Regions from separate parts of the Mus musculus genome. Here regions 1 and 2 are each linked to region 3. A link is a loop called in an ENCODE intact Hi-C map of the cell type or tissue named here. Cell type or tissue: heart. All regions are shown on one strand. Each heading gives the region's core, and the rest is flanking DNA. Links, peaks and the distances in the headings are about the cores only. Region 1 holds the start of Krtcap2 (keratinocyte associated protein 2). Region 2 holds the start of Efna1 (ephrin A1). Region 3 holds the start of Adam15 (a disintegrin and metallopeptidase domain 15 (metargidin)).

Region 1 (7,579 bases), core at 2,264-6,263, 100 kb before region 3:
AAGCACGAAGCTCGTTTCAGAAGAACAACTCCAGGTGGACGGTGCTACATCTTGGGTGGCACATATCTTCGGGAGTTGTTGAGGCAATTATAGTGGGTCAGGGAGGTCTGAGGAAGTTGTACGGGAGATGACATGAATAGCAATGAAGGCACAGGTGACTCTAGGCCATGGGATCATGACTGAAAGATGAGTGCAGCTTGTCCAGAGAGACAGCAGATGCCTTGGCTACAGAAGGCTGGAGACCAAGCAGGGCGGTGGCCTAGAATGCTCTTAGAAGCATTATTTCCTCCTTGCCACAAGAGGGCGCTGCACCCAAGGCGCGTAGAGGAAGAAGTAAAGCAAGTCCACGTTGGCCCCGACGCCTGCGTACAGACAACCGCGCCGGCTTTGGCTCCCCTCTTTCTCCAGGGACACGGATTGGACCACGGACGGGGCGTGATGGGTAACCGCACCGGCGGGATGCCCGGGCTGCTCTAGCGGGAGTGGGCGTTGGGGTGGTCCTCTTTTCTCCGTAGCCTCGGTAAAGCTGACGTGTCCTGGGAACTAGCATTTCCTCCGGACAGGCGGGAACTTGGGTGTGCAGGGCCGGGTGGTTCCTGGAGGTCGCTGTGGGGTGGGGGCTGGGTCACTTGGAAGTGGTTGGTGAGCCAAGCTCCGGAGTGAATCTGCCTGAATCTTAGCCTGACTCTTTTTCTCATTTATAGTAGTCGGTACCGGGACCTCCTTGGCGCTGTCCTCCCTCCTGTCCCTGCTGCTCTTCGCTGGCATGCAGATCTACAGCCGCCAGCTGGCCTCCACCGAGTGGCTCACCATTCAGGGGGGCCTGCTGGGCTCCGGCCTTTTCGTCTTCTCCCTGACTGTATCTTCCTCGCGCTGGAAGGGGAGGCGGGGGTGTATGAACAGAACATGGGCGGGAGTGGGTGGCAAGGGCTTTGCAGTCCCTCTACTTCCTATCTTGTTGCGTGAGTTTCTCCTTAATTACATCACCCAGGCCTTCAATAATCTGGAGAATCTGGTCTTTGGTAAAGGCTTCCAAGCAAAAATCTTCCCTGAGAGTAAGTGAAACTCAATAGTTAACTGGACTCTTTTTTTTTTAAACCTCTCCCAAACATGATGCCGAATTTCCCTGTGCTTAGATGATAAAGGAGAAATACATTTGCTTAACACAATCTTGAAGACAGAAGATGCTTTCAGATTAAGCATTTTATTGGAGCTGGAAGAGAAGCACAAAAAGGGGGGAGGGGAGGGGAGGGGAGGGAGAGGAAAAGAAAGAAAAAGGCCAACCTGGTCTGCTCTCAGGACAGGTTTCAAGTGAACAGTCAAGCCTGGGCTGATGTCTGATAGGCATCCAGGAGAAGGTGTTCTTTGTCCCTGTGAGAGAAGAAAGCAAAACCAAGCCCACTGAGGGATTCTGATGTGGAACTGAGCCCGCACTATTGACTGCTGCTGGAGGAGATTGTGAAGTCTGTGTTCACTGGGATGTTACCAATAGCAGGACCCCTGACAGAAGGAGAATAGAGAATAACCGCTAGAGCTCACTCTCTTTCTCTGCATCCGCTTGTTTCTCTCTTCCTTTCTTCTCCTCCCTTCTGTAGCCCACACTGGCCTTGAACTTCCTGTGTGGCTGTGAATGACTAAACCCTTGACTTGCTGATCTTCCTGCCTCCACTTCCCAGGTCCTGAGATTAGCACTACCTCATGTAGTTTATGAGGTGCTGGCGATTAAGCCCAGGTCCTTGAACATGCTAGGCAATCTCTCTCCCAATGGAGGCACATCTCCAGCCCTGATAGATCAGTTTTTGTGTGTGATAATTCTTGTTAGATGGTTCATATAGAGATCTGATGGAGAATAGGGCTCATAAAACAAAGTCGGCATCAGGACCGAGCCACTTGGAAAGCCACATGCTGGGAAAAGCAAGCAGTTGTGGCCCCGTGAAAGACTCACCCAGAAACCCCGAAGCCCGCCATTGTTGCTGTCTTCACGGCCCTGTTGGAGGTTTCCAGAGCTTCCGCCCAGCAATGCCCAGAGCTTCTGTCTCTTCCACTCTGTCCCATGTGTTTCTTATATGCTGAAAGAAATTGTTGGAAGGCAAAAACCTTGTCTTTCAGCCAGACAGTGATGGCACAGGCTCTTAATCCTAGCACTAGAGGCAGAGGGAGGCAGGTCTCTGTGAGTTCAGGGCTAGCGCGATCTACAGAGCAAGTTCCAGGACAGCCAGAGCTACACAGTGAAACCTGTCTTGAAGTGAGAAGAAAAAAATCCTCTTCTTTGCCTTCCTTTCTGGCTCCAGCTGGACAAGTGGACCTCTTAGCCCCTTCCACCCTCTCATCCGTATCCTGTCCTCTTAGAGAAGCCATAATCCTCTTTCCTAAGTCATGGGAACACGCCTGCTTTCCGCCCTTCTAGAACATTTTATTTATTGATTTACTTTTGAGGCGGGATCTCACTATGTTGCCCAGGCTGGCCTTCCCACTGTGTAGCCCAGGCTGTCCCTCCCTTGGATTCCTGGGCTTACGTGATGCTTCCTGCCTTATCCTCCGGACTGGCTTGCTGTGTAGGCATATACCACTGCGTTTTCGCTTTCTTCTGTGTATGTTCGGGGGTTGGGGGACCAGGAAGTTAAATGAAACGTGGAGCCAAGCTAGTCAAACAAAACGCCATTCATATCTTCCCTTGGTGTCCTGAACAAGTGTTCAGGCACAAGGCATTTGAAATCCCTGCTTTTATTAAGGCATACCTATTTTGTTTGTGTTGTTTTTCTAGTCAGGATTTCTCTGTGTAGCCCTGGCTGTCCTGGAACTCCCTCTGTAGAGGAAGCTGACCTCCAGCTCACAGAGATCTCTCTGACTCTGCCTCTAGTGCTGGGGTTAAAGGTGTATATCCCCATGCCAGGCAGGACGTACGTTTTCAAGCAGGTTCCTCACAGGGTTCTAGACTGCTCCTACTTTTCCGTTGCTCTTTTGACCGCCTTCTGATTGACCCTCTTCCTGTCTCCCCAGTTCTCCTCTGCTTGCTGTTGGCGCTCTTTGCCTCCGGCCTCATCCACCGAGTTTGTGTCACCACTTGGTACGTATCTGACAGCTGGGCAAGCGGTGCAACAACACCATGTCTTGTGGGACCAGATCTTCCTATGGTGTTAATAGTCCCTTCCCTTCCCACCATATGCCACCTCCTCTGTCCCCTCCCCCCCATTATTTTTTTCAAAGCTTTTTTTATTTATTATATGTAACTACACTGTAGCTGTCTTCAGACACACCAGAAGAGGGCATCAGATCTCATTACGGATGGTTGTGAGCCACCATGTGGTTGCTGGGATTTGAACTCGGGACCTATGGAAGAGCAGTCAGTGCTCTTAACCCCTGAGCCATCTCCCCACCCCCACCCCTTTTTTTTGTCCTTAGTTTCCCAGGCCTAAATCTGAATTCTTTACCTGACGCTGGTGTCTGCCCTAGTAGCAACATGCCTATTGGTTTAATGACTTATTTTCACCCCCTAGCTTCATCTTCTCCATGGTTGGTCTGTACTACATCAACAAGATATCGTCCACTCTGTACCAGGCAACAGCTCCAGTTCTCACACCGGCCAAAATCACTGGCAAGGGCAAGAAGAGAAACTAACTGTGAATGAGTAATAAAGTTGTGTCTTTGTAGCTGTGTCTGTGAACTGTGACAGTTGACCTCATCTGCCAGTGCCCAAGCTGGGCAGGTGCTGCAGCATCCTTGCCCTCCACTGACAAGAGAGTCATTGTGGGAGAAGAACGCAAAAATGATCGGGGTCTTAACCTATGGGGAGAGAGGTTAAACAGTAGATAATACAGGAGGGCCTGCCTTTCAGAACCTAACTGGTGTGCGTGTGTGTGTGTGTGTGGGGGGGGTATGTGCACATATGTTGGGGTGGTGCACATTGCGTGCGTGTAAGGACCCTGGGTTGGTCACCGACCCTTGCTTCTTCACTCTGGCAACCTTGTTTCCCTCCCCCATTTATCTTGTCTTCAAGATATTAAGAAATCCATAAGTCTCTTCAGGTTAGATCAAAGAGCAGCCAGCCCACAGCCTCAGCCAAGTCTTGATGGAAATGAGGCTGTGGCCCCAGACCCTGCTTTGTGCTGTCATGAGAAGCAGCTCTCTGTCCAGGGTGCTTGTCCTTTAGAGCAGCAAGGTTCCCGCCCCCTCCCCCCCCCACCTCCCTCTCCCGGTGGATGCTCCAAACTTTAGGAAACACCCATTTTGGTCACTTTTGTATACTCAGTAGTGCCTGAGAGTGGGAAGTAGGTTGGTTGAATGAAAAAACTTATCCTTCAACCCTTCTAGGACAAAATCCTACACATTTAGAGGCACCTAAAGGTTAGGGAATAAGGCTCAGTAAAGATGAAGCCAAGCGTCTAAGGAGGTCTGGTGAAGGATTATTAAGAGGCCACACTGCCCAGTCAATCACTCTTTACCTGGCCCAGGAGGAGGAACTGCACAGTTTGCATAAAGTGCTGACAGAGGGCGCTGTGAGCCCATCGATCCTGGATACTCAGGCCGACCTCTACCTGCATATTGGTCCTAAAGGACTAGGCAGTGCTCTAATTCTTTGGAAGCCAATCTAGGGAACTCAAGGGGCCAGGCACCGTACTGGAAAGCTAGAAGCATCACTTCCTGTTCCTGGGCTAGGAGTTGGACAGAATTTTCAGTAGAGATCACAGAGTCTTTCTGAGCCTGGCAGTTGAAAGCTCATCTAGTGAGGTTGAAGTGTGGCGTGTAGAGCGCTCTGAAGGAGGGATGGAGGGTGTCCAAAACAGGTCCTGGGTCTATGGGAAGGTCTAAGTCAGACCTTGATTTTCTCCTTGCCTGGAGTGGGAGCACTGGGTAGGACACACATAGCCCTGGGATATGGCCTCCTGAGGGTCAGAGGCTTTCAGAAGGCTTGGGTGGAGTCAGGCAGATAACAAATACCACTTCTAAGGTTTAGGTATGTGAGGGGAAGATCAGAGGTGACCCAGCAGTGCTAAGGAATCAATGTCACCTACTGTGTAGGACCAGGGGCAGTATGTGCCTCAGGAATAATGACCCATCCCTCAGGAATGGGTGGATTTACAAGGCAGGTCGGCGCCAATAGCAGCTTTACACTCAGCCTATCTGTGGTGTCTAGTTGTAGGCTATACACACCTGACCTGCCAATTAACCCTGACAGAGATATCACAGTCTCTAATCACCATCATTAGGTAAAGGGACCCGAGGATATGGTGCCTTCCAAGACCTGAAGGTGAAAAAGACAAAGGAATTTGGGGTTCCTGGGACTGCTCCAGCCGGGTGGCAGAAGACCTATGGGAGAGCGGGGCATCTCCCCACCCCCACTCCCCGGAGGACAGAGGGAGGCAGATGTTTCCTCCTGTTCACTCACACGTGGCAGCGACACCCACAGGCACCCGCCCCCAACTCCGGAAACAGGAGTAAATAATACGTGGGCGGAGTCGCTGTAGTCTGGCCTGAGGCTTCTGGCCCCTGACCTGACATGCTCCTTGGAGTCAAAGGTGATACCACCCTTCAAGAAGGCAGTGGGACACTGAGACTGAGGCAAGTGGACTAGATTGGCCTCCCTCCCCGGGACAGGCACAAGCATGAAGAGTGCCTGGCATTTAGGGCATACCAATGGGACAGGGCGGGACCTGGGGGCGCCCAGGGCAGGCGGGAGGGCTAGTCTGCGCCAGCCCTTGGCTCCAGCCCTTTCCGGCCCTTATTGTCCTTGGTGAGAACCGGACACTGTCCTGTTCCCACTGCCCCCTGCCTCCACAGCTCTGCTCCCCAGGGCCTGGGGAAGGATGTTGGGAAACAAGAGAGAGGCAGAGACCCATAGAGACAGAGAAGCTGAGAGACACAGAGACAGAGGCACAAAGGAAAGGGTTCTGTGAGAAGGATACACTGAAATCTATTGTGAAGGCACTGGGTGGTGGGCTCTGTGGGAACCTTGGTAGAATGGGAAGTTGGCAGCCCTGCCTTCTTTGGGGGACTGCTGGAGTCTACAGTCCTTGACAGGTTACAAATAGTGCTACCTCCTAAGCAAACAATGCTCAGAGCCCTAAGGCAGACAGCCGGGGCACTTAATTGTCCCCTATAGGTACATTTCTTGGCTTCCCTTCCAGGAAAATGGAAGTTCCTGGGGGCTCAAGGGCCAGAGCCAGGATCTGGCTCCTCAGTCCACCCCTTCTAGGGCTGAGAGCCAGATGTGCATATACAAGCTGTACCATAGATGCTGCTTGGTTGAGTTCCTGCAGAGGCACAGGGAGAAGCCCCTAATTGGCTATAGAGTTAGGCGTTCTCAAATACCTATAGCAAACAGCTTTAGGTCAGCTACTGGGAGTGAAGACTTCAAAGCTTTCCCTTAGGCTCCAAGGGGCAGCCACACCCAGCTAGGCTCTTCAGCGCTCTTCAGGCTCTTCAGGCCCGTGCCAGGTGGGAATCCTGGGCCCCACAGGTCTCAGCAGTTCCTTCCCGGGATTCAGATCCTTTGCCAACTGGAGAGAGGTCCAGGTCCCTAGATCTATAGAGGTTCCAGCGACACTCAGAAAAAAAAACAGGCATGCGTCTATTTAACAAATTATTTTTCTTGCACATGTAGAGTGTGTGTGGTGTCCTCACATGTATGCATATTCACAAGCACACAAATGGGTGGATAGGCACACATAGGCATGCAAAGTTGGAGGTCCAAAGTTAAAGTCTAGTGTCTTCCCCAGCCTCTCCTTATTTATTGAGGTAGCATCACTGAATCTGGAGCTCACAGACTCCAGTTAGTCAAGGTAGCCAGCGTGTCCTGGGACGCCCTTGTCTCTGCCTCCTGGGTGCTGGGACTACAGGAGGTTGCCACGGCCACCTGGATTTTTGGGATATGAACTCCTGTCCTCACCTGGCCCTTTCTCCACTGACCCATCTTCCCCAGCCCAACATGAACAGTTAGTTAGCATGGTGTGGCAAGTGTGCTAGCCACACAGTCTGTATAGGACTCAGAAATTCTGATGATAAACTAAGATTCTATTATGTCCCTTCAAGGTCTGTGGCAACGGGCACACGGGATTTGCTGGGCTATTCTGTGTTATGTATATTTGAAAACTCAAAAGTAAAAGTTCAATCTTTTTTTTATGGCCAATTCCTGTTTTCCTAGAGGATCTGACTCCAGCTACACTGGGGGACAACACCAGAAACTTTAAATTAGAGCCATCACCACCACCACCACCCCACCCCACCACACCCCCGAAGCAATAAAGTCTAAGCCAAATGGGTTTCCTTACTGTGAGGAGGGAACCTCAAGGCTCCCAGAGAATGTCTCACACCTTGAGAAAGCCGGGAAAGAAAAGCAGAGGGGGCCTCCAGGGCAAGAGGCAGAGGTCAGGGGAACTTAGGGGAACTGGAGAGCAAAAATACTGACCCAGGCTCAGCAGAGAAGGGCTGTATTCTCTGTGTCTAGGTAAACTGCCCTGAGCACTGCCCTCAAGCACTTTGAAAGGATTTCTGGGGCTTGGGTGTGTGCATCCACCTGTGTGGGGAGACTAGGGGTGAGGCTAGTAAGCGCAAGGTGCAGGGACCCACCCCTTCCAGCCCT
Region 2 (7,579 bases), core at 1,935-5,934, 70 kb before region 3:
TTGACCTTTGTTCCCATTTACCAAACAGAGTGCCTAAGACACCTGAAGCTCACACCACATCCCTGATGCGAATGGGAGAAAACTGAGTTTAGACTCTGAAGGGGAAGCTCTCGGCTACTTGACTCCCCACTAAGCATGAGGCCACCAGTGCTCTGAGGCCTGGCCCTTGTGCACTCACAGATGTAGTAGTAGCTGTGTCCTTCCTTGAACTCCTTGCCCAAGATAAAAGGCGTGAAGCGCTGGAATTTCTCAGACAGCTTCTCCGGGCCATGCTTGGCACTGGGCCGGTTGCAATTCCAACGGACCTGGTCCTTGGACTGGGGTTGGCATGCCACATACTCCTGGTGTTCCACCATGTACAGTGTGTATCGCTCCATGGCTGCATCTGCCACAGAGTCGTCCTCGTAATGTGGGCAGATGATGTCTAGGTAGTCATTCAGCTGCACGTGCACCGTGTAGTCCTCCTCACGGAACCTGAGCCCGGGCAAAGCAGGAGGAAGCCAGTCAGTCAGAAGTCAGCCCAGAGCCTTGAACTTCCAATGCATTACATTGTCCTTCACTTCTCACACTGGAGTCCCAAAGGCTTTCCAGAACCTCAACTCCTGCATTTACTGATCTTGACTTCTTCATTCCCTCACTACCGATCTCTTACTCATTATCCAAATAACATCCACCAAGAGTCTCTCGGGTAACGAAGTGCCTTCTAGAACTCTCCAGGCATTCGCCCGAGCAAGGGCTTCTAAACATTTCCATAGCCCACTTTCCTCTGTATTCTACTGACGACTGTTCCCCGGGGACTTCTTTAAATGCTGGTGGATAGACTGCACTCTGGGCTGGTCTGTGCTTAGGAGCCCAGGTCTCTTTCTCCTTCCCATCCTTCTGAGCCCTGTCACATCCCTGTCTTATCCCATCCCGCCCCTCACACTGAGTCTCCCTCAGATTCCCAGTGTACTTCAGCATCCCAATGCCTAGACCAACAGATTCACAGATAATCAAACTCTCTCAGTGTCCCTCAAACCTCCCTTTCCTGTTACTCGGATTTGTGTCCTGATCTCCTCGTTCCACTTTCTCACTCCTGAAAATCTCTGTGATTTTATCTCCAAGAGTAACAATTTCGCCTTCCCCTGATGAAACGCTGTGGTTCTTAGACCTGAGGCTGCCCCAGCTCTTCCCTCCTCCCCAGGTGGAGCCAGTTCCTCTCCCCCGTTGGTCCCCCCAAGCCCTGCAGGCTCCAGCCTGACTGCCCACCGGCCCCTCCCACTGAGCTCCAGACACCTGGCTCCAGCCTGGGTAGGGTCTCAGCAGCAGGAAAGTGCTTCCCCCCTCCCACTGAAAGCCAGGCAGCTTCTCTGAATTCCCCCAAGCTCTGCCAGGGAGAGGCTCAGCAGAGCTGCCTGCCAACTTGCTTTCAACCCGAGTCCTTGGCATGGGTGGTGCCCATGGTGATGGTGGGGTTCCACGGTGGCCACCCACTACCCAGTCATCATGACCCCTTAGAGGCCTGGCCTTGCAACTGCTTGCAGCCTCTAAAATGAGACTTTCTGGGCCCCTCCCCCACGGGGGGGGGGTAGAGAGAGAGAAGCAGAGGGAGGCTTTTAAAATTCCTCTCTGGAGAGATAAACATAGAAGCCATTTCAGAACAGGTATTTCAGCTCTGGGCCTGGCGTCTTTCCCCTATTCCCGTGATGGGCACTGACTCACTCGTGCCTCATCCACCTCGCTACCCGCCCAGGCGCTCTTGAGAGCCTGTGAAATTTTACCTCGTCAAAAGTGAGCAGCCCCCAGGACCCCAGGGCAGCCCAGGACTGGTTTGCCCCAGTGTTGGCCTCCGGGCAAAAGCGGCAGAGAAATCTGATAGCTGAGTATCTGTCTCTCCAGGACCAGGGCCTAGCTCACAGTGGCACCTTTCTCTGCCACTGCCTTTGCCTGGAGCCTGGTGAGCCCAGGATTAATGCCCACTACCCTGAGTCACCTATGCAACCCTACACCCGCCCTGTTCATTGCCACCTCATCTCTTCCCCCAAGCTGGGCCTGGCTAGACCGCCCATGACCTCCACTCTAGACTGGCTTTCCTGTGGCTGTAAATAAGACAGGGTTATGTGTGTGTCCAGAGGGCCAGGGCTGAAGCTATACTTAGCGTACTATCTCCTACACTTAACCTGCCTGTGACACTTAAGTCTCCATTTGGAAAAGGGGGCTCTATTAGTGGTGGAGTAGACAGGGAGGGGGGCAAGGAAGAGGCTCCTTCCTGAAAGAGAGGAAACCTGGGAGCTTGGGAACGGAAAAGGCCAGGGTTCCCCCCTCCCTACTCATGACTTCCCGTCCCCTCCTCCTCCTTCAGCCGACACCTGGCATGGGCATAAACAGGGACTTTGCTCTTTCCCACTACTAGGGCAGGACTAGGTCAGGAAGGCAAGGGGCAGGCGCAAGGGCAGGCGCAAGGGCTGGTGGGGCGCAGCAGCACTCCAGGGCCAGGAAGACAGTGCCTTTAGGGTGGCAGCTGGCTCTATCTTGCCCTCCGACATGCCCTAGACAACAGACCCTCAATAGGCAGTGCCAGAGGAAACTGGCCCAGCATCTCTCTCAGGGGAAGGGGAGGCAGGCTCACTGGATCTGGGAGGGAGGGGTTTAGTGGCATTCTGTGGCCTCGACTTCTCACCTCTTCTTGTTCCACCATATCCCCCTCTTAGGTTTGGCCCTAACACTCTTCTCATAACTTGAAGAAACTCAAGGGCAAGAACAAAGGGCCCGACAGTGTCTTCCTCTCAATACCATTTGCTTCATAGCCCTAAAACCTGCTCCGGAGAAATTACCTCCTTCCTGTTACAGCCTTTGTAGCCCTGTGAAGCCCCACTCTGCTCCTCCCCAAGCTTCCCAGCGACACTCCTCTTACCAGTCCCTTAGTGTGACCACCTCAGCCACTCCCTCGGTCGACCCATACACAGCATGTGCCTAATTTATGCCCCCCCCAACCTTGGAGGCACTCTTCAGGGTCATCTTAAACACAGAATGAATATCTAATGCCCAAAACCTAGATTCCTACGGAGGTTCTTTCCAAGGCTCCCTGAGCGCTGTGCTTACTCTTGACGTCCATAGGTGCCTGTTAGTATACAAACGCCCAAGTGGCACACAAAAATGAGAGTGCACAGAAGTTTCATGGGGGGACTTAGAGAGCCCCGGAGGCCAGGGCCAACGTTCCAATTCTCAAGGCAGGAGTGCCCAGCAGGAGAGCCTTACTTTAGAGTGATGAGATGCCAGAGGGCAGAAAGAGAGGGCTGAAACAGCCAGCGCCTGTGCGAGCAGGCATGAGCAGGTTTCTGCCCTGGTCGGCTGTTGCCAGGTAGTAAGGGGAGATACAGACGGAGGTGGGGAGCTATAGAGTCCAACCCATCCCTGGCCACCTCTCCTAGGCGCAGGCCAGGGGTTGGCAGGGACAGTTACCCTGCGAAAGGCCATTGCCAACCCGGCACCCAGGCTGCCAGGGAGTCTCAGGGCTTACTTGGGATTTGAACTGTTCCAGAAGACGATGTGGCGGTCAGCAGCGGCCAGACTGCAGCACAGACCCAAGAGAGGGGCCCAAAGGAACTCCATAGCGCGGGGCCGGGCCGAGCCAGGCCAGGACGAGAGCTCTGCAGTGTAAGGTTCCCACAGGCTTCTCCACGGTACAGTAGGCACCACGATCACAAATCTGGCCTCTTCGCTGCTCGACTCCGCCTTTTGGGCTGGCGCCGCCAACACCAGCCCCGCCCTCGCCCCGCCCGACGCGCGCTGCCCCAGGGCTTGATGGCTACGTTGGAGGTGGAGGAAGGGAAAAAGACTCTGGGAGGAAGGACTCCCATATCTCAGCGACGGAGAGCGCTCCGGGGTCTGCACAGATCCTCCCATAGCTGTGTGTGCTCACTTACGGGTGTGGGGGTGGGGGTGTCTATGTGAGGCTCTGTTGGCTTTGTGGGACTGAAAGCCATAGCAAGCTGGAAAAATGGAAGAACTTATACGTGTGGGTCTGGGAACCAGTGGCTTCAGGACTTGGCTTTGCAGCGCGGGGCGCCAATCTTGTCAGGGTGTGAGGTGGGGGGATATAACCACACCTTTCCTGAGATTCACACCCAGGCCCGCGCACTCGCCTTCTCACACTCTCTCGTGACCCCCTCCTCCCCCCGCCCCCCCAGCAACACTCCCCCATGCCTTGACTCTGGCTTGGCTGCCCCTCCCCACACAGACGCGGCTGTTTGTTTTTGTTGGGTTTGTCAATGTTGTCTTTGTTCAAGAGATTGTGTCATCGCTTAGATGCCGGGAATAAAGTGCGACGTTGTGTGTGATCGAGCGTGTAACGTGTGCGGCCAGGGCTAAGGGCTACTCAGTCCATCAGTACTTTATGCGAGAACTCATAGTTGGGCTCAGGGGCTGTAGGGGGGGATGTTCCTAATATTTTCAATAGCGCCAACGTACGCTAATGACCTGTTTATACATTTCACGTGTGTCTTGAGCGAATGCGCGCTTGCAGATGGAATGTGGGAATATGGTCATGAAGAGTGACAAACTAACCGACCTGACACATGTACATATGGCGTGTGTAAATGCGTGTGATGGCGGGTAGGTGTAAAGACACTTGTGTGTGGAAGCGTGTGAAACGCCTGACATACATATGCTAATGTTTGTGAACAGTGTGTGAAGAAGAGGAGAAACGTGTTTGGGCGTGCAGCGGGGGTGGATTGGAGTGGGGGGTAGTTTGGGCGGCTGTGTTTGACTGAGTCTGACTTGGGTCTTCCAGTCGGTGGGCTCTCAGTACCAGGCTCAGAACCCCTCCCCCTCTCCATGTAAACAACCCTGCAGGAATTCACCTCTCGAATCAGCAGCTGTCTGGAGAGGGGTTGGCGGCGTCTGCGCCTGAGATGGAGCTGGCGGGCAGGTGTTTGATTAGGCTCGAGTGCATTCTTGGAGCCGTAAAGTCAAAAGCTGAGTGCTTGGTAGTTTGCGTGTGTGGCGGTGAGCCCGTGTGCGTTGCAGGGTGTGATGGGCGGGGGTTTCTGTCCCTGGTCTCTCTTCTTTGCGGCTGCGCATCAGGGCAAGGCGCGGACCCGGGGCTCTTTGCAGGGTCCGGCCCAGCTTCCGAGGCTTCCAGGCCGTTTCATCCCGGTTTTTTACGGCCAGGCTTGGCGGCAGACCCTGTAATTACATCGGGCCAGGACGCCGTGGCCAGCTCGGTGCTGAGCCTGCAGGGGAGGAGCCAGGAATTGAGGAGGGCTCTGGCTTTCCTCCTTCCCTCCTAGGAGGTGGGCCCTGCTTGTCGCTCTCACCATAAATATTTACTGAGCTCCAACTAGGTGCCGCGCCCCGTAACCCCGCACTAGGGTCAGGGTCCGTCTTTACTCAAGCATACGCCACCGGTGCGCAACCTGCCCTAGGCGACGTGCCTGAGTCCCATGCGTGCGGCTCGTCCCTCCTTCCGGGTTCGAAGTTTATCCGCTGCCCTAGGGAAGCACCTCACGCGCTTTTTGCTCACCTGGAGGAACACCAAGGTGAAAGTCTCCCACACACACCACGAGGGTTCCTTTACTTCATAGGGTTTGGTTCTGTTCTCTGCTTAGTGCCCGGCGCAAGCAATAACAGTAGCCGGTCATTGTTGAGTAATATCACTCACTCTAAAGGTGCAAACTTGTGGCTGCTGTGAAACTCAAAGAGGAGTTAGATAGTGTAACATCTTTAGAGAAAATAGCCCAAAATTGCCCCCGGGGAAGATGGCTTTGGTCCGGATCACCTCTGCTGGCAGCCAATCTCCCTCCGCTCAGCCTAGGGAGGACGTGCCCACCTCCTGCCTGCCTGAGTGTGAGGCTGGAGCAAACTGGATGGAGAGGGTGGCTGAAACCTGGGCACTGACTGGACGCAGAGCCTCTGGCTTAGGATGATCTCCAGCATTTTCACTTCAGGCCTTGATCCTATCCATGTTTTTGCGCTTTTAGAGGTAGCTCATCTGTTTAGGCTACCCCTTGGCTGGATATTGCACCTTAGGCCGCAAGGATGAGGCTAAGATAAAGTCTTCTCCCTCCGGGAGTCCTGAAGTCGATAGTGAACTTACGTTTGGGCACATGTTTTCCTGGACTTGAGTAGTAAAGGAAATAAGTTTGGCAAAACAATCTTGCTAAGTGCTGAGACTCAGTCCCGCAACACATTCGCAGTGCTCCTGGAACCGCTGCGCCGCCTGGTGGGCAGAGAGGAGAGTTTCCGGCTCTGTGAGATGCGGACACAGACAATAGGAAGGACTTCAGAACACAGAATAAAATCTAGGCCTCCTGGGCATCTCAGTTCTAGCTCGCCCCGGCGTGTCTGGCTTTGTTTGGGGCTACCTGTTACCCTAAAGTTGTGTACCTGCGTTGTCTCTCAGCACTCCATCCCCAGGCAAACATCTGTGCTAAGTGGCAAATATGTATGAGCTGTCTGTCTGGGGAAAACCCATCTGTGAATTTCTTCTGGGAATTTTTTGGGGGTAGGGTTAACTCTGGGTGTGCTGGGTAGGGGTGGGGCGATCCTGTTCCCACAGAGAGTACTGCCTAGCCGAAGGCAACTTTTCCAGACTAGAGCAGCCACCAACACTCAGCAGCCTGACTGGATGCTTCAGACCCCAGGGCATCTCTGGGTCCTTGGATGAGGCAGTAGAACAGTGGGCCCTGAATTTGGAGCGTTTCTGCCTCACTCTGAAGGTAATTTAGAAAAGTAAAGTCTACAGTCTCTCACCATCTGTACACAGAGTAAATGTGTGCACATACAGGGGGGTAAAGAAACGAGCTTCTAATGAGGGTGTTGTCTTGCTGGGGTTTTGTTTGTTTGTTTGTTTGTTTGTTTTTTTGGTTTGTTTTTGTTTTTTTTGTTTTTCAAGACAGGGTTTCTCTGTGTAGCCCTGGCTGTCCTGGAACTCACTTTGTAGACCAGGCTGGCCTGGAACTCAGAAATCCGCCTGCCTCTGCCTCCCGAGTGCTGGGATTAAAGGCGTGCGCCACCACGCCTGGCTCGTTTGTTTGTTTTTTAAGATAGGGTATCATTAATATGTAGCCCTGGCTGTTCTGGAACTCATTAGATAAACCAGGCTGGCCTCAAACTCACAGAGATCTGTCTTCCTCTGCCTCCTGAATGCTGGGATTACAGGCATGAGTTAAGGGGCTGGAGACAAAGCATAGCAGTTAAAATCACTGGCTGCCCATCCAGAGGACCAGGATTCTAATCCCATCATTGGAGACAAACCCTCTAATACTGGTCTACGTTCCCTGGTGTCCATGGGCTGGCTTTAAACTCACCGTCCACTTACCACAGCCTCCTAATCTGGTGGCATGGTAGGAGAGGAGACAGGCGCTGGTGTAGGGATCATGTTGTGAAGGACCCGGACACCATGCCTGAGAAGGCTGCATTAGTGCATGGGCGCCCAGCTGGGGACCGCACTCAGAGCTGTCTTTTTTTTTTAACTTTTTTTAAAATTTATTTAAAATTTATTTATTTATTTTATATGTATGAGTACACTATAGCTGTCTTCAGAAATACCAGAAGAAGGCATCAGATCCCATTGCAGATGGTTGTGAGCGACCATGTG
Region 3 (7,579 bases), core at 2,244-6,243:
TGGGGCTAGGGCCACAGTAAGGGAGGGCTGGGCCTCCTACCCAGCCCCAGACTCACCGTGTCTAGCAAGAGAGCCGCTTCTAGTGTCCGGTTCAGCAGTTGTTGGAAGTCAGGGTACTTTCTGACCTGGGGATGGGGGGGGGGGAATGGGGGGAGTGGGGTTATCTTGAAATGTAGGAAAGTGGGGGTGGGGCAGGGAGCAGGAGAGGGCTATGGTGTCAACACACTCACCTCTGAATTATCAGCCACAATCACCAACTCCACAATTTTCGTCTCTGTTACTACATCTCGCTTAAGCTGTGGATAAGAAGTGAGATGTGTCAGGCAGATTCTCCTCAGGGCCAGGGCTGGGTAAGCTGTGTCCATACCCACTTTGAGTAGTTAAGATGAAGAAGACCTCACAGGGTGTGTGAGAGCTCAGAGACCTGCCCATAGTGGACCAAGGACAGATTATGAAGCCCATAATGGGACTCTATTTTCCCACTCCAAAGCAAGCTTTTGGTTTTTTTGAGACAGTGTCTTGCTGTGCAGCTCCGGCTGGCAGTGAACTCTATCCTCCTGCCTCTGACCCCCAAACAGCTGCTAGGAAACAGTTGTGTATCATCAAACCTGGCTTCCTTCGATTTTAAGAAATACTAACTAAAGCCAGGCATGTTGGTTGCTTTAATCCCAGCACAGGCAGAGGCAGGTGGATCTCTGTGAGTTCAAGGCCAGCCTGGTTAAGTTTCAGGACAGCCAAGGCTATATATATATATATAGAGAGAGAGAGACCCTATCTTAAACACAAACAAACAAAAGCAAATCAAAACCTATTATGGGTGGGTATGGCAGAGCAGACCTTTAATCCCGTTACTCAGGAGGCAAACAGACAAAGAAACACAAAAACAAAAACAACTAAATAACAGCTGACACATACAGTGTTCCAGGCACCAGTTCTAAGCACTTGCCATATCAATTCACTTTAATTTTCACACTGTAGTGTAATCTCCATCTTTGAAAATTAGGATTTCTTCCTTGGAAAATAGAGCTTTGGGCAGCACCTGCCTTCTCGGGTTGCTAGGAATAGCAATCGAGGCAGTGTTCACACCATGTCTGAAACATGGGGATGGCTCCCTCAGCAGCAGCAACCGTCCCTGGGGTCTGGGCTCTCAGGCTGCCTCCTCACCCTGTGAGCGTGATGCTGTTCCAGAAGGAGGTCTGGTCCTGCCCGAGTGGGCACAGAGGCATGCCAGCTTGGGGCACAGGTGTGGCCCAGCAACAGGTGGTCTTGGATCCGAGAAATGACAGGACGCTGAAGGTCCCCAGGGCCCAGCTCCAGTGTATAGCCTCTCTCTGGGGACAGGACAATGAGCCCCCTAAGGAAAAAGACAGGGAGTCAGAGTATTTCAGCTCCCTGCCTGTGTGGATCCTCTTCCCTGGTAGCTAACCCACCCACAGTACCTGATCCCAGAGCAGGCACAGAGGGACACCCAGGAGCTGGGGTGGCCCTGCACTCGTCCTCGGTAGCAGCAGTTTTCCTACAGCAGGGAAGCCACATTAGTTAGCACCAGCCCACAGGGGAGACCAGACAACCCTAGAGTCCAGCTTGCCAGCAAGGGCAGGCAGGACCCTCCCACTTCCTCCAGGGCTGCCATCCTCCCTTCTTCCTTCCCTCTTTTGCCCAGGCCTGAAACAGCACCAGAGGGCCTGACTCACTAGACTGTAGCCCTCGCTGACCATTCGGGTGCCATCAGGCTGGTACCACACCAGAGTTGGGCGGCCAGGGATTAGATCTCTGTGAGAAAAAGAGGGCAGGATTTGAGCCACTTCACAGGGTATTGGGGTGACAAGCTAGGGCCTGAGGTGGGCAAGGGTTTGTTAGGAACCAGGCAATGCCACCAAACGAACTACTCAGTTCCTCGGAGGCCACACAGATGAGCTGTCGCTCCTCCTGCCTGTCTGAGTTCCAGGATGATTTTTGACATCTATAACTGTACGAACTCAGGCAAGTTATTTAATTTCTCTGAGTTTTAACTTCTTCAAATGTTAAATAAAGATGATAAGTAATAGCATCTACCTTATAGGATTGTTGTTAAGGAGTCCGTGAGTGTAGTTCTCAGTGCATAATAAAGGTTATGTAAATCACCTCCCAGTAATTATTCGCGCCTGCCACCTTACCTATTTTGTAGAAGCTCCAGGACATGACTCTCACTGTCCAGCTCCAAGGAAATCCTCAGGGCCTCAGGTAAACCAGTCTGTGGACACCAGAGGCATGTCACCTCCCCTATCCCTGCCCACAACTTCTATCCTATAAAATCAGAAAACCTCAGGCTCTCAGGAGAGTACCAGTGATTAGGTCACTGGTTGGGGGATCCCATGGGAGGGTCCAGGAAACCCTGCCTGGCCTGGGCATTGTTCTAGGGGCTTATGTGGGGAGGTCAAGGAAGGTATCTGAGCCACCCCTTCTCGGCTTCCTGCCCAGAGAGGAAGCATCATGAAGGACCCAGCACAGGCCCCAGCCCTTCCTCTGACTCAGCTTCAGAAAGTGTGTATCTGTCTGTCTGTCCCTTTCCAAATCTCTCCCTTACTGAAAAAAAGAACAGTGTGAGTGGAAAGGAGGAGGCTTAGTGTCAGAACTCTCCCAGTGTACGTGATGGACAGACAGGCTGAGGCCGAGGCAGACACGTATGTGCAGAGGGGATGGAGCTGAGTGTAGCCGGGGGCTTGAAGGAAAGGAGCAGGACCCGGATGGACCTGTTACCCTCAAGATGATTAATACTGTGGAGTGCGAGGAAAGAGAAAATCTTATTAGCAGGCTGTCCCTCACCTGAAGCACGTCTGCTAGGCTCATTGGGGGGCTGTCCTGAACAACCCGGCTCTCCATGGATCCACTCAGCGTCCTCTCTGGGCTGGCTTGCTGCTCTTCCTCAGTGCCTCCTGCAGGGTCCCAGAACATCCTAAGAGATTGCTGAGGAAATCCCTAGCAAGGCTGGAATCACTAGTGTCCTCAGACCCACCGACCCTCAGCACAGAAGGCTATATCAGTGACTTAAGCGGTCCTGCAGTGTGTGCCAGGATTTAAAGGAGGATATGGGAAGGAGGGGTTTTTTTTTCCCCAACTTACGGATTTCACCCATAAGTCCCCAAAGTTCAGAGTATCCAGCTTGCAGCTCCTCCTTGCCTTCCCTTTGGCCAATCCCAAGATTTTCACGGGGGCCCTCCCTTGTTCCCATCCCTTCCCAATCACACTCCCCACCCAATCAGGAATGCCCTTTCTTAGGTCTAAGAGAAGTCTGTGGCCTAGTGCCCACTTGCCCTTCCTTTTCCCTCACAGTAGAGATGCCTGCCGGGAACACCCATCTTTGGGTGAGCAGTGCAAACACTCTGACCTCCCTAAACAGCCTTGATGCCCAGTCAGGCGCACCCGTTCCCAACAGCCTCCGCTTCCTCCGCCAGCACCCCCCAACAATGGCCCTCTCCTCTCCGGACACTCCACCCCCGCCTACCCTCTCGGCCCCCAGCCCAAGACAGCAGCGGGAAGTGAAAGTTCCAAGGAGGAGTTGGTGTCCCAGTCTCTTTCCTGGCGAAAGCTCCCTCCCCTGGCTCCTCCGGGCCCCTCCCGCTCCGCCAGGCTTCTGGTGGCAACCGCACCCGAGTGAGCGGTGCTGGCCGCCCAGGTCTGGAATGAACGGCTGAAAATAATCCTTTTCACTAAAACCCCACTAGCTAGTCCGGGCACTTCATTGAGTAGAACTGTCAGCTAGGCACTAGAGAGACGAAGACGTCAGTCCTAAGGAGTGACTCTTTCCATGATCTGAGCGCCCCACCCCCACCCCCCGCGCACGCTCTTCAGTGCCTGAGACTCAAAAGTGTCTGCAGGGATAACTCGGGACTTCAGGACAGAGGACGCCATCCTCCCTCCTCCTCTTCCTCCTCCTCCTCCTCCCCATCCTCCTCTTCCTTTCGTTCTCCAAATTACCTGGCCCTAGGCTTTGGTCCGCAGATCACGCAGGCTGCCCTCTGGTTAGGCTCCGGCAGACCCCAACACCCCATTGCCTCCGGGTTTCCTTGTACCTCTTTCCAAATCATCCCCTCGACCCACTGTCCTGGGAACTCACCTATATTTGGCAGCGGCGGGGAGGGCCGAGGGCTGCCCGCGCCCAGGAGTCCCAGAGCCCAGAGCAGCGCCAGCCGCATGGCCGCGGAGCTCCGGGCTGGACTGGGGCAGCAGGTGCGGGGCTACGCGTGGAGGAGCAGCCACGGCCCCGCCGGACACCAGCTCGGTGCAGCGCAGCAACTAGGCCCCGCCCCGCCCCGTCTGAGGCTCCGCCCCGCCCCGTCTGAGGCTCCGCCCCTGCCGCTCAGCGCAGCCTCTTTCCGGCAGCTACCGGGATGGGTTTGGACACCACAAGACTCGCGCCTTCCCTCCATCCTGCCTCCCGTCTGTAGCCCGGCTTCGTGGAGATTGTGCGGGCCAGTTCTTCCGGCTCACCCAATCCCGGATGCCTGCGAAGCACCAGCCGCAGGAGCGTGCATCACACTTTATTAAGCAAGAAGGCGGGCAGCATCCCTTCAATCGCCATACACAGCGTCGTCGTTGCTGTCGCTGTGGGCGGATGACGAGAGCTCTTCGCGGGGCGTGCACACCGGGCAGAGCCGTTGCATGTCGTCCCAGCACGACCGGCAGTACAGGGCCTTGCAGTCTGGTGTGGGGCACACGTAGGAATCCGGCGTCTCCATTGCCTGGCACACCACACAGCGCTGACGCATGAAGCGGTGCAGGAGAGGGCACCGGCGATACAGAGCCTCCACCAGGTAGTGGGGCTGTTGGAAGATGAGGTGGATTGGTTAATGCCAAGTGGGCTGAGCAGAAAGGGTTGTCAGGGGCACTGGGCAGCTCTTAATGTATGAAGTCCCAAGGCCTGACAATGCTATATTGGAGGAAGCTGGGGTAGACAAGAAGAGCCCTCGAGGGCGATATTGAGATAAATCGAAAGAGTCTTCTTCTCCATGATGGGCTGCGGAGCCTGGCGTGCCCAAACTTACTCCCAAGGATGACCCACAACAATTCTGTACACCTGTGGAGCGGCTTAATTTGGTACTTAGGCTTAGAAGGGAGGAGGGCACAATTTACACCTTACTGGGCTGGAGAGATGGTTCCGTGGTTAAGAACCCTGACTGCTCTTCCAGAGGACCCAGGTTTGAATCCCAGCACCCACATAGCTAACAACTGCCTGTCACTTGAGTTCCAGGGAACTGGATGATCTTCTGGCCTCCCTGGACACCAGCCACCCATGAGGACACAGACATATGCATAGGCAAAACACCCATACACATTAAATAAGTGCAAATTTTAATTAAGTCTTTTTTAAAAAATCTCTCCGGGTGGTGGTGGTGCACACCTTTAATCCCAGTACTTGGGAGGCAGAGGCAGGTGGATTTCTGAGTTTGAGGCCAGCCTGGTCTACAGAGTGAGTTCCAGGACAGCCAGGGCTACACAGAGAAACCCTGTCTCGAAAAACAAACAAACAAACAAAAAACTCAACCCCCCCCCAAAAAAAATCTCAGAAAGATGGTGTAACTTTCCTAAGTCAGATCTGAGTCAAACCTGGCAGGAACCAAGTCCCAAGCTTTGTGGCCATTCCACAGTCTCACTTTCCGAATACCCTCTTCATACAGTTGCCAGGAATTCTTAAGAGCAGAGCTGGGCTTGCCCTTCGAGCGCTCAGAGGTCTGTTTCTTCCCAGCCTTGCTCTGCCTCCTTGGCTCCTGCCACACTTTGCATTTCCCTTAGCTTGCCCTTTGACCTTGGCATCCACTTTGATCTCTGAGTTTGTTTTTTTTTCACACACTGTTCCTTCAGCTTAGAACACATACCCCCCTATTTCATCTAGCCATTCGAGTTCAGTCTACTTCAGGACCAGGTCAAGGGATCCCAGCCTGCTGATGTTCATGTGTGCCGTGGGGTATGTGTGGCAGTCAGGGGACAGCTTGTGGGGAGTCCTCTCCTTCTACCAGGAGGATGGAACTCGGGTCATCAGGCTTGGTGGTGTGTGTGTGTGTGTGTGTGTGTGTCTGTGTGTGTACCAGCATCAATGAAGTAAAACCCAGGCATTGTAACAACTGAACAAATGAATTGGTTAACACCATCTTACAGAGAAGAGAAAGCAAGACCTGGCAGTTGAGTAGGGTCACACAGCTGCCATACCATGGCAGGGATGAAGCTGGACTCAAACCAAGTCTTCTCTGGCAGCCAACCACCATACCACTCTTCCAACTCTGCAGAATGGCCTCACAGACCTGTCTACACTCTGTTCTTCCAAGGGGGAAAAAGATACAGTGAGGACCCCTGGCTCCTTCAGCTTCAGGATGTGTGGACTCAACCGCAGTTCCGGTTCTGTGTCTTCCAAAGACTGCATGTTCCCTCCTGAAGTCCCACTGACCCCTGGCCACCTGCCTCCTCTCCATTTCCCAGAACCACCTTGGGCTTGTCTGTGTGCTCTTTCTTATGGGGTCATTGCTGCCCTACAAACAGACCACCCAATCTCACATCTCCTTTCTGCCACTTCCTAAAGTCCCATGTATGTCTGCAGCTGGGTTGAGTATTGAGTTTCAAAGACAGATGCAGCCCTGACCTACCCTGTATCTGCCAGACCCACTCAGCTCCACTGGGCCTGGGACACTGAGGGTGCTGGGTGTCCTGAAAAGGGTGTCCCTTCTCGGAGAGTCTGCAGACCCTGTGGAGAGCTGGCAGGCTTGCTAGAGACTGGACTTACTGGAGCCTTCTGCTGATTTGCCCTCCGAACAATGGCGGCCCTCCTCAGTTTAGTGAAAGCTGATCTCTTCTTCAGGAACTCATTGTAGAAGAACAGAGCCCGCTTCTTCTCTCGCTGAGGGGTTGGGTGGGAAGCAAGAGGAGCCAGCGATAGTGATTAGAGCAGGGGAGGACACTGTAGGGTAGTGGGGAGTTGTGCGATTGCATGCTCAGGGGTAGAGCTGTCTGCCGGTTCACCTTGGGGAAATAGAAGGCTGCGATGACTCTCCGGAGTCGGTAGCCAAAGGCCTGAGCTAGGCAGAGACACACAAGCAGGAGGGTTGGCAGTGAGGCCTTGAAGTAATCCCTGGCATTCAGGCTAATGGGTTGGGGCAGGCAGGCTGGGGGAGAAGGCAGACGACCATTAGCAATCTGGTCAGTACCAGCTGAGGGCAGCCTTAAGTTGATCTCCCTACCCTGGAGGTACAGGGTGGACTTCCAGTTTGACTCCCCTGCCTCTTCTCCATCTTGCAAAGCTTCTCTGTAAATACCATAGCTACTTATGATCTGCCCTCTCCCCGCCCCCCTCGCCCATCACCACCTCTGGAGGCTGCTTGATTTCAATTTCATTGTGGCAGAAAGGTCTGCTGGACAAGGAGGAGGCAAGACCTCAAAGCTCTGGTAACCATTTTTCTCTGATCCAAGCTCGCCTGGGCTCTGATCTCAAGCACTCCACTTGCAAAGTCCAGTCTTCAACTCCACCCTATTCCGACGTACCCTAGCCCTCTACTCCACAGATCCCAGCCTTTAGCATTGCTCACGCATGTTGTTTGTTTCCACATCTGTA

Evidence for each region. A loop is a pair of places that touch in the nucleus more often than their neighbours do. Peaks named below come from ENCODE experiments on the same cell type or tissue, not always from the same donor. Only the 100,000 strongest peaks of a DNase experiment are listed, where the experiment ranks them.
Region 1: it touches region 3 in a loop (2.0-fold over the local background); 1 of 42 quality-filtered maps calls a loop at or near these places.
Region 2: a loop joins it to region 3, with 5 times the contacts of the local background. A loop is called at or near these places in 1 of 42 quality-filtered maps.

What each region holds. Positions count from the first base shown.
Region 1 is chr3:89,246,074-89,253,652 of GRCm38, forward strand. It overlaps Krtcap2 (keratinocyte associated protein 2), which reads left to right and starts at 365. Exons shown (of 5, transcript NM_025327.3): 1 at 365-442; 2 at 705-859; 3 at 992-1,055; 4 at 3,001-3,067; 5 at 3,498-3,656. The coding sequence starts at 439. The coding sequence ends at 3,618. It also overlaps a transcript of Trim46 not described here. In heart, for the core only: a CTCF peak has its summit at 4,490; DNase peaks (open chromatin) are centred at 4,548 and 5,428; H3K4me3 peaks cover 1,120 bases; H3K27ac peaks cover 1,778 bases.
Region 2 is chr3:89,275,952-89,283,530 of GRCm38, forward strand. It overlaps Efna1 (ephrin A1), which reads right to left and starts at 3,694. Exons shown (of 5, transcript NM_010107.4): 1 at 3,500-3,694; 2 at 179-474. The coding sequence starts at 3,591. In heart, for the core only: a CTCF peak has its summit at 5,167; DNase peaks (open chromatin) are centred at 2,350, 3,730 and 5,120; H3K4me3 peaks cover 4,000 bases; H3K27ac peaks cover 4,000 bases.
Region 3 is chr3:89,345,713-89,353,291 of GRCm38, forward strand. Adam15 (a disintegrin and metallopeptidase domain 15 (metargidin)) reads right to left here and starts at 4,316. Exons shown (of 23, transcript NM_001037722.3): 1 at 4,097-4,316; 2 at 2,806-2,915; 3 at 2,157-2,233; 4 at 1,695-1,773; 5 at 1,440-1,516; 6 at 1,165-1,354; 7 at 231-296; 8 at 57-125. The coding sequence starts at 4,175. It overlaps Dcst1 (DC-STAMP domain containing 1), which reads right to left. Exons shown (of 16, transcript NM_029974.2): 13 at 7,554-7,579; 14 at 6,991-7,133; 15 at 6,755-6,868; 16 at 4,507-4,802. The coding sequence ends at 4,551. It also overlaps a transcript of Dcst2 not described here. In heart, for the core only: no CTCF peak of the experiment used is centred there; DNase peaks (open chromatin) are centred at 2,429, 3,499, 4,319 and 5,942; H3K4me3 peaks cover 2,456 bases; H3K27ac peaks cover 2,498 bases; H3K27me3 peaks cover 2,015 bases.